2 separate regions of the Mus musculus genome follow, and region 2 is linked to region 1. Evidence: chromatin contacts called from ENCODE Hi-C or POLR2A ChIA-PET data. All regions are on one chromosome and are shown on one strand. Each heading gives the region's core, a stretch centred on a gene start or an enhancer-like site at or near the end of the contact. The rest is flanking DNA. Distances are from core to core; before and after follow the strand shown. Region 1 holds the start of Ube2b (ubiquitin-conjugating enzyme E2B). Region 2 has its middle 19 kb from the start of Gm39822.

Region 1 (5,220 bases), core at 685-3,184:
CCATTTTTTAAAGTAATAAATTGCTAGATAAGCAACAGAATGAGATTTTTAAAAAGCGTCTGCCATTTCACTCTATGTATTTCTTGATCATGAGGAAGATTAACATTGGTATGGCTGGACGGAAATTTAAAAAAGCCCAGGCACTTGTTACCGGCCCAGGGGATTTAAAAAGCCTGTTTTCCCCCAAGACAAGGTCTCTCCCAACTCTAGGTGCGGTGGAATTTGCAGACCTCTAGTCCCCTGTCTACCCAGTGCTGGAGTTGTGCTTGTGCGCTGCATCCTTTTCAATAACATTTTACAGGGCTACCTAAGGCCCTGGGGTTCTACGGAATAACTCAAAGAGAAGAAACGTAAAGGTAAGAATATTTAACTTTTAGCTTAGTCACATTGTGAGGACACAGCAGCGGCTATCAAGAGTAAGACATACCTGACAATCCTCAAGGTTACTTTTTGGCGGGGAGGGATGAGACGCTCAGGCTGCCTAGGGTGGCTACCATCCTGCTTCACTGAGGCTAGCCTTATACTCCTGATCCTTTCCACTCTCCGAATGGTGGGATTGGCAGGATGCACCAAGACGCTGGGTTCTCAAGGTCATTTTAAATCAAGAGAATTGTTTGAAGGAAGAAGGGATAAGGACAGTGAAAAAGGTTAACCCTTCCTGGTTTCATGGAACCATGTGAAAGAGTGAGCAGTGGAGTCTCATGCGCTTCCCCCTTCTTGAGTTAAAGAATTCCGCATCTACTACACTGTTCCGGTCCCTAGAACTAACAAATCCCCAATACAGGGCTAGAAGCTGAGCACGGAAATTCCAGGAGCCAGCTGGGGGCTGTGGTGGTCAATGCTTCGGGAATCGGCTATGAATCAACCCCCCACACCGCACTTCCGGTCCATTTGGTCCCTCTTTGCTATTGTATAAAGCTTGTAATGAGTTACCTCAGAGTCGAGCTCTAACTCCCACCCATGTCTGCAGGATCTCTCCCCTGATCTGAATCATTTTTGTAGGTTTCTTTGACAACCAGCAGCATTGATATGCTCTAAAATCACACCCACTCACTTCTTGAAAAACACAATTGTGCCCCACCGCAGGCAAATTCACAGATTCCAATTCAAAGACTCCATAGATGGAGTCTTTAAGGTTTGGGCAATCTATTCCACTCTCATTTCTGTATAAATTCTAAGTATGGAAATTCCATTAGCAGGAACAGGCTATTGATGCAAATGCCCTTAATCCCATCTCATTTGCACCGACCTAGCATTCAAAGCCGTTCATTACAAGGCTTTGCCACACTTTCAGTACCTGTCCCACGTACCAGAGTTGCTAAGCCACTTGAAACACAGAATTAAGTCCAGATTTTTTTTTTGTTGTTCCGTTTTAAAAGACTCAGAATGCAAGCGGCTCCTTCCACAATGTCTCCTTTTGCAAAGCCCCAGTACTTTGGGACCAAAAGAATAATGTATGACTAGAGGTGTCAACTCCTTATACTCAAGGACCTGCTTTGTTAGACCTGAAACCAGAGCCAGGCTAGGCCATCACGTGACCTGCTCTGATGGCGTCACAGGCACACGTGGTTCTAGATACTTCGCTCCCTCCCCCTCAGGGGTGGATTGTTGACAGCGGCGCTGGCGGTCACGTGACTTGACGTCACCCCCCCCCCCACCTCCTCTCCTCCGAAATCTCAGGCTCCGGATGCACCACTCTCTCCCCGTCCGGCCGAACTTGAAACTAGCGACGGGGGGAGCGAGGCGAGGTAGCGTGTGGGCTCCGAGGGCGTTGGGCCGGGCCGTGTTCAGCGTGAGCACGGAGCGGATCCTCCGTAGTTGCCCGCAAGCAACAAGCCCGGAAGGCCGCCTTCTGCCCCTCCGGTGCGGCGCGCGCGCCCGCTCGCCCCGCCCCCTCTCCCCCCTCCCGCGGTGGTACTGGCGGAGGGCGGAGGGATCTGGAGGCGGCGGAGGGAGACGTCATTGCAGGGTTGTTTGTGCAGTCTCGGTGGCGGCGGCGACCCACAGTGATTCGGCCGCTGCGCCGGGGGGTGGGGGGGCTGAACGGGACTCTTTTCTTTCAGACTGACCGCGGGGCAGCTGCGGAGCATGTCGACCCCGGCCCGTAGGAGGCTCATGCGGGATTTCAAGCGGTAAGGGCCCTCGTCTTAGCCCAATATGACGGCCTCTTCCCGAAGCCATGGACTGTAGGGCGGGGATTCCGGATATCTTCCTCCTGGTGACCCTGAGGAGGCGGGCAGTGGGCCTGCGGGACCCACGGCAGTCCCGGCTTCCCGGTGGCTCTTACTCCCTCGCTTCATACCTCCCTCTGTCTGGAGTAAAGATGGTCGGTACTACAGCCTCCTGCCCTTCCCCCCCAAAAGTAGGAAGGTGGCCATCGCTGGGCCTAGGTGTCCCAGAGGCCCACCTAGGGCAGATGCAGACGCTTCACCTCCCGCCTCTGCACCCTGCAGTGTCCCCTCCCCAGGTGGTGCGAGTGAGCTGCTCCTGAGGCTCCGGCCTCGCCTGGCGGACCAGTCCAGCTTTGTTACAGGGCCCCGTGATCTCCTGTTGGTAGTGAGAGGTTGGGGTGAATACTGCCCCAAATCTCTCCCTTTCTGCAGTGGTGAGGGTGGGGTCTGCTGCGCGAGGTCCGGAGGTGGTTAGCCCATCCCCCGAAACCCGATCTGCCCCCGCCCACCTGGAAGGACCTTGAGAACTGGCTCGGGAAACCTGGGCCTGGAGCTAGCCACTTGGCCTGCCAGTGCCTTCTGGAACTAAGATCTGGCCGCGGAATAAAAGCCTATCTATAGCCTCCCCAGCCTGGAAAAATGCCTTCCGTCAGACTGGAGCTAATCTGATACTCCACCTGGGCCTCCTTTTGGAAAATAGGGGTTTATAGGAAATGTGGGGCTTGAAGGAAGAAGATGACCTCTCCCAGTTGTTTACCTCTCCTTGGAAACGTACAAGTGCAGAAACAGTAGACTAGATACTAGTTTTCTTTCTGGGCAGACCCGCTGTGATTGAGACAAATCTGTAATATAAAAACTTAGATTTGCCTCTCAGGAAGCAACTGCTCAACTTTCCCATTATAAAGCCCTTTATGAGAGAGAGAGAAAAAAAAGCCCTTTATGAGGCATTTGGAAGCTATTGTCTTGGGACCTGGACAACTTCATCATTTAATTCGTTGCTGATTTTAGCCACACAATTGAGGAATGAAGCAGTAAATTCGTCCCTCTCAGTCCTGTTAGTGACCTAATCTGCTTGAGGTTGACCAGTTTGCCAAGTGTCCACTTAAAAATCACAACATACTTTGTGAGATGGACAGGTTTTTGTTGTTGTTTGTTTGCTTGCTTTTTTTTTGTTTGTTTTTTGTTTTTCAAGACAGGGTTTCTTTCTCTGTGTAGCCCTGGCTGTCCTGAAACTCACTCTGTAGACCAGGCTGGCTCGAACTCAGAAATCCCCTTGCCTCTGTCCCCTAAATGCTGGGATTAAAGGCGTGCGCCACTACTGCCAGGCTGTTTTTTTTTTTTTTTTTTTTTTATTAATGATCTGCCAGACAAAGAGATGTCCTTTTTGGTGCAAAAGTCACCCAATGCTTGAAGTCACTATATTTGATTAGCTCTGTAACTGATACACAAATAAAACTTTCCATTATGGATAATACATTATCTATTATTATTTATCTCTTGTTCATTTTTGCAATTTCTGTACTTGACTCCCAGTTGAGTACAAGGTGCCTTTGGTGGTTTTCCAAGGATCTTGAGGTTACATGAAATTGCTGATGATGTCTGTTGAAAGCATTGTATGGAGGCCTGAGGTATATTTGGCCTGAGAGCAGAGTTTTTAAAATAGAGCCTGCTGGAAAAGCTAGCTGGAGCTTCTGACTACTTTAGAAAGGCACTGTTTGAAGCACAGGCCATGAAGTAAGACTTGCTTTCTAGTTAAATTGAGGTTTTTTGTTTTTTTAAGTCATTTAGTGTATAGAGATTTCCTACATTTTTGTGTTGTGTAGTGTCTGTAGTTAGGACTGGAGATCCTTCCATGATTAAGGTACGAAAATTGTAAGTTTTTGTTGTGTTTGGTTTTTGTTTTTTGAGACAGGGTTTTTTTGTTTGTTTGTTTGTTTTTTGTGTGTGTAGCCCTGGCTGTTTTGGAACTCACTCTGTAGACCAGGCTGGCCTCCAACTCACTCACCTATGTCCCAAGTGTTGGGTCCAAAGGTGTGGACAACCACTACCACCTGGTAGTTGCAGGTTATCTAAAAGTATTTTTCATTGCTAAAATTGTAAACTTTGAGTGGGTTAAGAGGGTACTCTGAAAACGAGTTCCTCAAGAGACCATATCTTAAATCTTGCTGTTTGAAGAATTTACAGATCTGGTAGTATTAATACGAATATTAACCTGGTTGATTCATTTAGATCGTAACTCATTTCAGCTCCAACTATAACAAGTCAGTCTAGCTAGTCTGTCAGAGTAGCTTCAGGAGAGTCTGACCTCACTGGCCTATATGTTCAACTCTGAAAATGACTACTCTGGACTTCTAGATTGCAAGAGGACCCACCTGTGGGGGTCAGTGGCGCCCCATCTGAAAACAACATCATGCAGTGGAATGCAGTTATATTTGGGTGAGTTGAGCTAGGGATTGCTCAGAAAAGGTAAGTAAATAAGCACTGGGGAGAGAGGCTGAGGCCGATTCTGAAACTCACTTGTGTGGGGCGGGGACACATCTTTTGAGAACCCTGGGCCTCCTGTGCTAATTGTGCTCCCATCCCTAAGCTGTATATCCAGCTCTTGAAACATTTTATTGAGTCTGGGGCATTTATATAAAATTGGTCGGCTTGCTGTTATATTTAATTTGGCTTCTTTCCCTTGAGCCAAGGTGTGTTGCAGTGTTGCTCAGGGTGATTTTGAACTGGGCTGAAGTGATCCTCTTGCTTTAGGCCCTCTGGAGTAGCTGGGATTGTGGGCGTATGACACTGTACCTGGCTATGGTATGGTTTTATGGTTACTCGAGGTGACTGATCCTAGGGTGTGAAGGCTTTGAGTGAAGCTGAGTGGTAGACTGCTTGCCTGCTATGCATATGGCCCAGGGCTTGATCCCCACACTAATAAGTAAATGCTGGAAATTAAATGGGCTAATGAAGGAGATCAGGTAAATCACCTCATACAAAATGTGCCGTTCAAGTGTTTATGCCCCTACTGTTGGAGCTGTAAGGACACTTGGAACCAAAAGGACCG
Region 2 (5,220 bases), core at 1,091-3,590, 84 kb after region 1:
CAGTGCACTCTCAAGACTTCTACCATTTGGAGCCTCCATCCCAGCACTTACAGATGCTGGTCTCTCTGTACAAGGTCCAGCGCCAGCCTGTTGGGTAGAGTTGCTCTGGCCTATGACGTCAGCTGAAATTGGAGGGAAGGATGATGCCCTGAGACCTTCCTCACAATGAACCTGGTCATCTTACCCTAGCCTGCAAGACAACTGTCGGTGTGTGTGTGTGTGTGTGTGTGTGTGTGTGTGTGTGTGTGTGTGTGTGAGTGTAGCCTGGAGGTTAAACCGTGATCTGCATAGAACAGGCCTACAGAGACACCCATTGGAAAGCCCCAGGGCCATGCCTGGCACAAGGAAGTTGGATTTAGCATCATCTGTCTTTAGGACACAGGTTTCCTGAGCCATTCCCAGTACAGGAAACCCATCCCATGGACTCCCTGCTCAAATTCCCTGCTCTCTTCTCTCCTCTTCCTGGTCTTGGGGACTGACTTCTTCCAGAATCAACTGAGAAGAAGACAGTTTGCCTACAAAGCTGGGCCAGCTGGAGGGCACCCACCCTCATATGCTTGGTCAGAAGAGTCACTCAGTGCTACAACCATCAGCCTTTCCTGGAAGGATGTCTGGTATTGGAATTCTCTCATTTTGCAGAGGCCCTGGGAGATTAAAGTGATTTTTGCCTAAGGTCATGATTTTCTGAGAGGTCCTTTTATCTTAGACAGGGCCAGGTCAAACCGTCTCCACCACAGAGTAGGGTCCCATCTCACCATTTCCTTTTCCCTCCCCTCCTCAGAGTTTCCCATGACTCAGAGCCTCTCAGATCTGCAAATACGGGTCACTGAGACCAAGGGACACACTGAGGCAGGGATGCATGGCAGAGATGAGGAGTGGCTCTCTTTCCGCCTATCCTGTGGGTCTCTAGACATTAAGATCACAGGGCTTAGCAGAAAGGGGTCAAAGGGGATGGAAGTGGGAGAGTCTGGGAAAGTTTCCATCTCTGCAGCTGTCAGAACCAGCCTTCACTTTCAAGCAGACACTGCTTGGCTGATAGCACAGGGGGCTGGGCCTGAGAGGGCATCTCCTCTCTGCCCTCTGAGTCACTTCTTCCCTGGGACACTGTTCATCCCATTGGTGCCTTTTGTGTGGTTTGTTGTTTGTTTTGTTTTAAAACAGGGTCTTACTGTGTAGCTTCAGTTGGCCTGGAGTTCTCTATGTAGACCAGGCTGGCCTTGAACTCACAAAGATCTGCCTGCCTCAGCCTCCAAGTGCTAGAATTAAAGGTGTGTGCCACCATGCCCTGCTACTCCACTGGATTTTGCTTTTTGAACATTTGGAAATTAGTCTCTCTCTCTCTCTCTCTCTGTCTCTCTCTGTGTCTCTGTGTGTGTGTGTGTGTGTGTGTCTTTCTCTGTGTCTCTCTCTCTTGTCTCTCTGTGTGTCTTTCTCTTTCTCTGTCTCTTTCTCTGACCCTCTCTCTCTCCCCCCTCACTATGTAGACCAGGCTAGCCTAATACTCACCTGCTTCTACCTACAGAGCGCTGGGATGAAAGGTCTAGACTAACACTACCTTTCTGTGGCACTGCCCTAGTCTTGACCCCGCCCCTGTAAGAGCTAAGGGTCTGGGCCTATTGCTGAACAAGAAGATCTTAGGTCTCAAAGATTAATCTGTAAACATAGAGAAGGCTATGAGGAAACTCAAGAATGGGGCACTTCTGACACCAAGGCAGGCTGTCAGCAAATGGACTAGAGAAAGCACTCCTGCAGCTTTGATTTTTTTTTTTAGAGAGAGAGAGAGAGAGAGAGAGAGAGAGAGAGAGAGAGAGAAAGAGAGAGAGAGGGAGTTTCTCAATGTTGCTCTGATTATCCTGGGACTTGCCCTGTAGACCAGACTGGCCTAAAACTCAGAGATCAACCTGCCTCTGCTTCCCGAAAGCTGGAATAAAAGGCGAGCGCCACCACCCTGGTCAAAAATAACACATTTTTAAACAGAGTTAGCCCCTAGGCCCCGGGCATCTCCAGGTTCCTGTTTTAGGAAGATAACATTGGGGGTCACCCCCTATCACCTAGCATAGTGTCACTTGGGACAAAGATGTTTTGCTTCGAAACTACAGTCCAGCCACTCAGTAGTTTGGACTCTCTGTGCCTCAGTTTCCTTATCTCTAAAGGAAGGTAAGTTATCACAGAGAGTTCTCCGCAAGTACCAGCCTTTTGTCAGTAACTTCACACAGAAGGAAGAAAACCCTTGGGAATTGCTGTTCGTTTGAGAAGCTGGGCGTGGTGGGCTGGCCTTCCCGGAGCAGAGGGGGCGGGGCGTCCAGACAACCTCCCATCCCCACCCCCACCCCCCCAACCCGGTGCTCTCCGACGCAGAGCTTCCTTGCTGCTGGCGGGAGCTGAGTCACCATGTAGGCTCGCCTGGTATCCTCGTCACTGGACTTCGTAGACCTGAAAGTCCCGAATCTACCCTCCAGGCTAATCCACTTTGCTCTAGGTGCCTCCAGGAATTCTGGAAATGCTCCGAGGGGCCCACGGGTTTGGGGTGTGGAGGAAGCAGAAAGCCTCATTCTCCTCTGTCTAGAGAGAATTCCAGGAAGCCCTTGGGAATCTCCCTGGCACCGCTGGGCACCGAGCCTATCTCTGCACCTCTTATCTCAGCTTCCCTCGGGGGCAAGCTCTGTCTCTACCGAACCCCCTTGAAATGCACCTGCCTCAGAGTTGGAAGTGCTGCTCCAGGCTTAGAGAAGGACGCCAGAAGAAAGGATGCTAGGAACAGATGAATATCAGAGCCTTCATGGGGAGGCCGGCGGCTAGGGCTCCCACTGGCCCCGCCTGTCCTCTCCCAGCCCCCAGGACTCCAGGGGAAGTGGTGGATGGGGGAGGGGAACCAGGCTGACAGATTCTGTAAACAGAGCCGGTTTGGGCCTCAGCCAAGGACTGGGTGTCCTGGCCCAGCCTGGGTGTGAGGCCCATCCGTGGCTCTCCAGGACACCCCGCCCTGCCCAGCTGCCCGGGGGTGCCAGGCCCACAGCCAGCTCCAGCCAGGATGTGTCTGAGTTTTGGGAAATAGCCAGTTCCCTTCTGGGGAATGGGATTGAGCACCGCGGGAGGTGAGATGGGAGGGGCTTCTCCATAAGAAACGTCATTCATCTGTCATTTACAGAGTAAAAAGTTCAGGGATCCAGGCAGCTTAGGTTCTTCGTTTTTCCCAGACGCCAGTGCTGGGTTGTCGCCACACCCCCGTCCCCACCTTCAGTCTCCTGTTTCTTTCCTCTGTTCGAGGTAGAGTCCTAGCTAGAGAAGCTGACCAATGGGTCACCAGTTCTGAGAGAGCTCTTCAAGAAGCGGTCCCACTCCCTGTAGGTTCTTGCCAAATGTGGTCTGCGGTGCCCATGACCTCAGAGAGGCAACTCAGATGGGAGAGGAAGCCCTGGAGAGGGATGTTGGGGGAAAGGAAAGCTTTTGGGGTGACTCAAGCTACAGTGTGAGAAGGGGGGAGTCCCTGGTGGTTATTTAAAGATCTCAGTACCCCCAGCAGGTGGAGGCCGCAGTGGGCAGGACAACTTATATCCTCAAATGAGGACAGGAGTGTCTGTCCACCACCCACCCACGCCCACCCTACCCTCAGGGGGAGGAGAAGGGAGGGTGACCAAAGTCTCCAGGGGTAACCCCAGGACTTTACAGTGAGGATGACTGCTAGGGGATTCTACAGATAAATGATCTATAGCTGGGGATGTACCTCAGTTGTTAGGACACTTAAGGCAGGAGAACCTGGGTTCAATTCCAGCAGTGCATAAAATGGGCACAGTGACTCAAGCCAGCAATCTCAACATCTGGGAGGCAGAGGCTCAGGGTCAGAAGTTCAAACCTATTACTGAGCTATATCCTACTATGTGGGGAGTTTGAGGCCAGCACTAGCTATTGATTCTGTCTCAAAAACAAAACTAGTCAGAGAATGATATGGGAGGCAGGGGCAAATAAATCTCTGTGAGTTCAAGGACAGCCTGGACTACATAGAGGGTTTCAGTCCAGCCAGGGAAACCCAGTGAGAGTATCTTAAAATAAATAAATGAATAAAATTAAAACAAAACTAATGACCCACACCAACAGGCCATTTACTACTGACTTTCTCAGAGTCTTTAACCTCTTTGTCCTCTAGGAGAGAATTGAATGTAGAAGACCCTTTTTCGAGTTTGTTTTTGTTACCTTAAGACAACCTGCACTTTTGTGGGAAAAGGGATTCTCAATTGAGGAATAGCCTCCATCAGAATGGCCTATGGACATGCCTGTGGAGCATTTTCATGATTACTAATTAATGTGGAAGGGCCCAGCCCACTGTGGGCGGTGTCATCCCTATGCAGGTGGGCCTATGTTTTATATAAGAAAAGTAGCTGAGCGAGCCAGGTGGGAAGCAACTACTAAGCAGCAGACCTCGATGATCTCTGCTTCTGTTGCTTTCTCCAAGTTCCTATCTTGGTTTTCTTTGATGGTGGACTGTAAAATGTAAGATGAAATAATCTCTTTGCTGGACAAGTTGTTTTGGGTTGATATTTTGTCACAGCCTCAGAAAAGCACAAAATAGCCTCCTCTCTCCATCCCACCCCCAATCCCCAATCCCTTAGAACTTGTTTGAGTCCCGATTTGTAAACGTGCCTTACTTGCTGGCTCTGGCCCAGATGGAATGAGTGAGTCTATACTCACAGGCACTGAGAAAGCCAGACTCAACGGCTACCTCCTCCAAGGTGTGTCAGCCTGGGCAAAGCCGGGACAAAGAATAGAATGCTAAGAATGAGACTGGTAGGTGATAGGATGGCTGTGATTCCAGCACATGGGAAGCAGAGGCAGGAGGATCAGGAGTCGAAGGGCAGCTTTGGCTACCTAGTGAATTTGAGGTCAACGTGGGCTACACGAGACCCTTAAACAAACAAACAAACAAACAAAGAGTTTGACAGACTTGGAAAAGTTCTAGGTCCTACACCCCCATCAGTTTCCTTCTCAGCTCCAGTCACCAATTCAGCATCCAAGGCTCTCAGTTTTCTGCATGTTGCAGAACCAGTGGTCTTGGTAGATACATACTAATCTGAGGTTGTAGACTATGGCAGGGGGTGTGGCTTGAGGCTGTATATAGAGTTGATTCTTCTACCAAGACATAGCCTAAGCTAGGCCCGGCAAGGCTTCACATGTAAATCCATGAAAAGCATGGGCCAAGGCTGACCTCTGATGTCAAGCTCTCTT

Evidence for each region. A loop is a pair of places that touch in the nucleus more often than their neighbours do. ChIA-PET counts read pairs that join two places held with the same protein, here RNA polymerase II (POLR2A).
Region 2: a loop to region 1 is called in a map of heart, with 4 times the contacts of the local background. The contact joins the enhancer-like site here to the promoter of Ube2b in region 1. A Hi-C loop is called at or near these places in 1 of 37 maps with a recorded cell type or tissue (heart). POLR2A ChIA-PET finds 5 or more read pairs at or near these places in 3 of 5 experiments (Patski and embryonic stem cell).

What each region holds. Positions count from the first base shown.
Region 1 is chr11:51,997,205-52,002,424 of GRCm38, reverse strand. Ube2b (ubiquitin-conjugating enzyme E2B) reads left to right here and starts at 1,934. Exons shown (of 6, transcript NM_009458.5): 1 at 1,934-2,132; 2 at 4,527-4,607. The coding sequence starts at 2,089. It also overlaps a transcript of Cdkl3 not described here.
Region 2 is chr11:51,913,915-51,919,134 of GRCm38, reverse strand. No RefSeq gene overlaps it. Among named protein-coding and RNA genes, the nearest start is that of Gm39822, 19 kb to the right of the region's middle. Within about 2 kb of position 2,340, at least 3 of the 3 ENCODE cell types and tissues checked have a DNase peak (open chromatin) inside an H3K27ac peak, as active enhancers do; they include heart, where a contact is called at or near this core.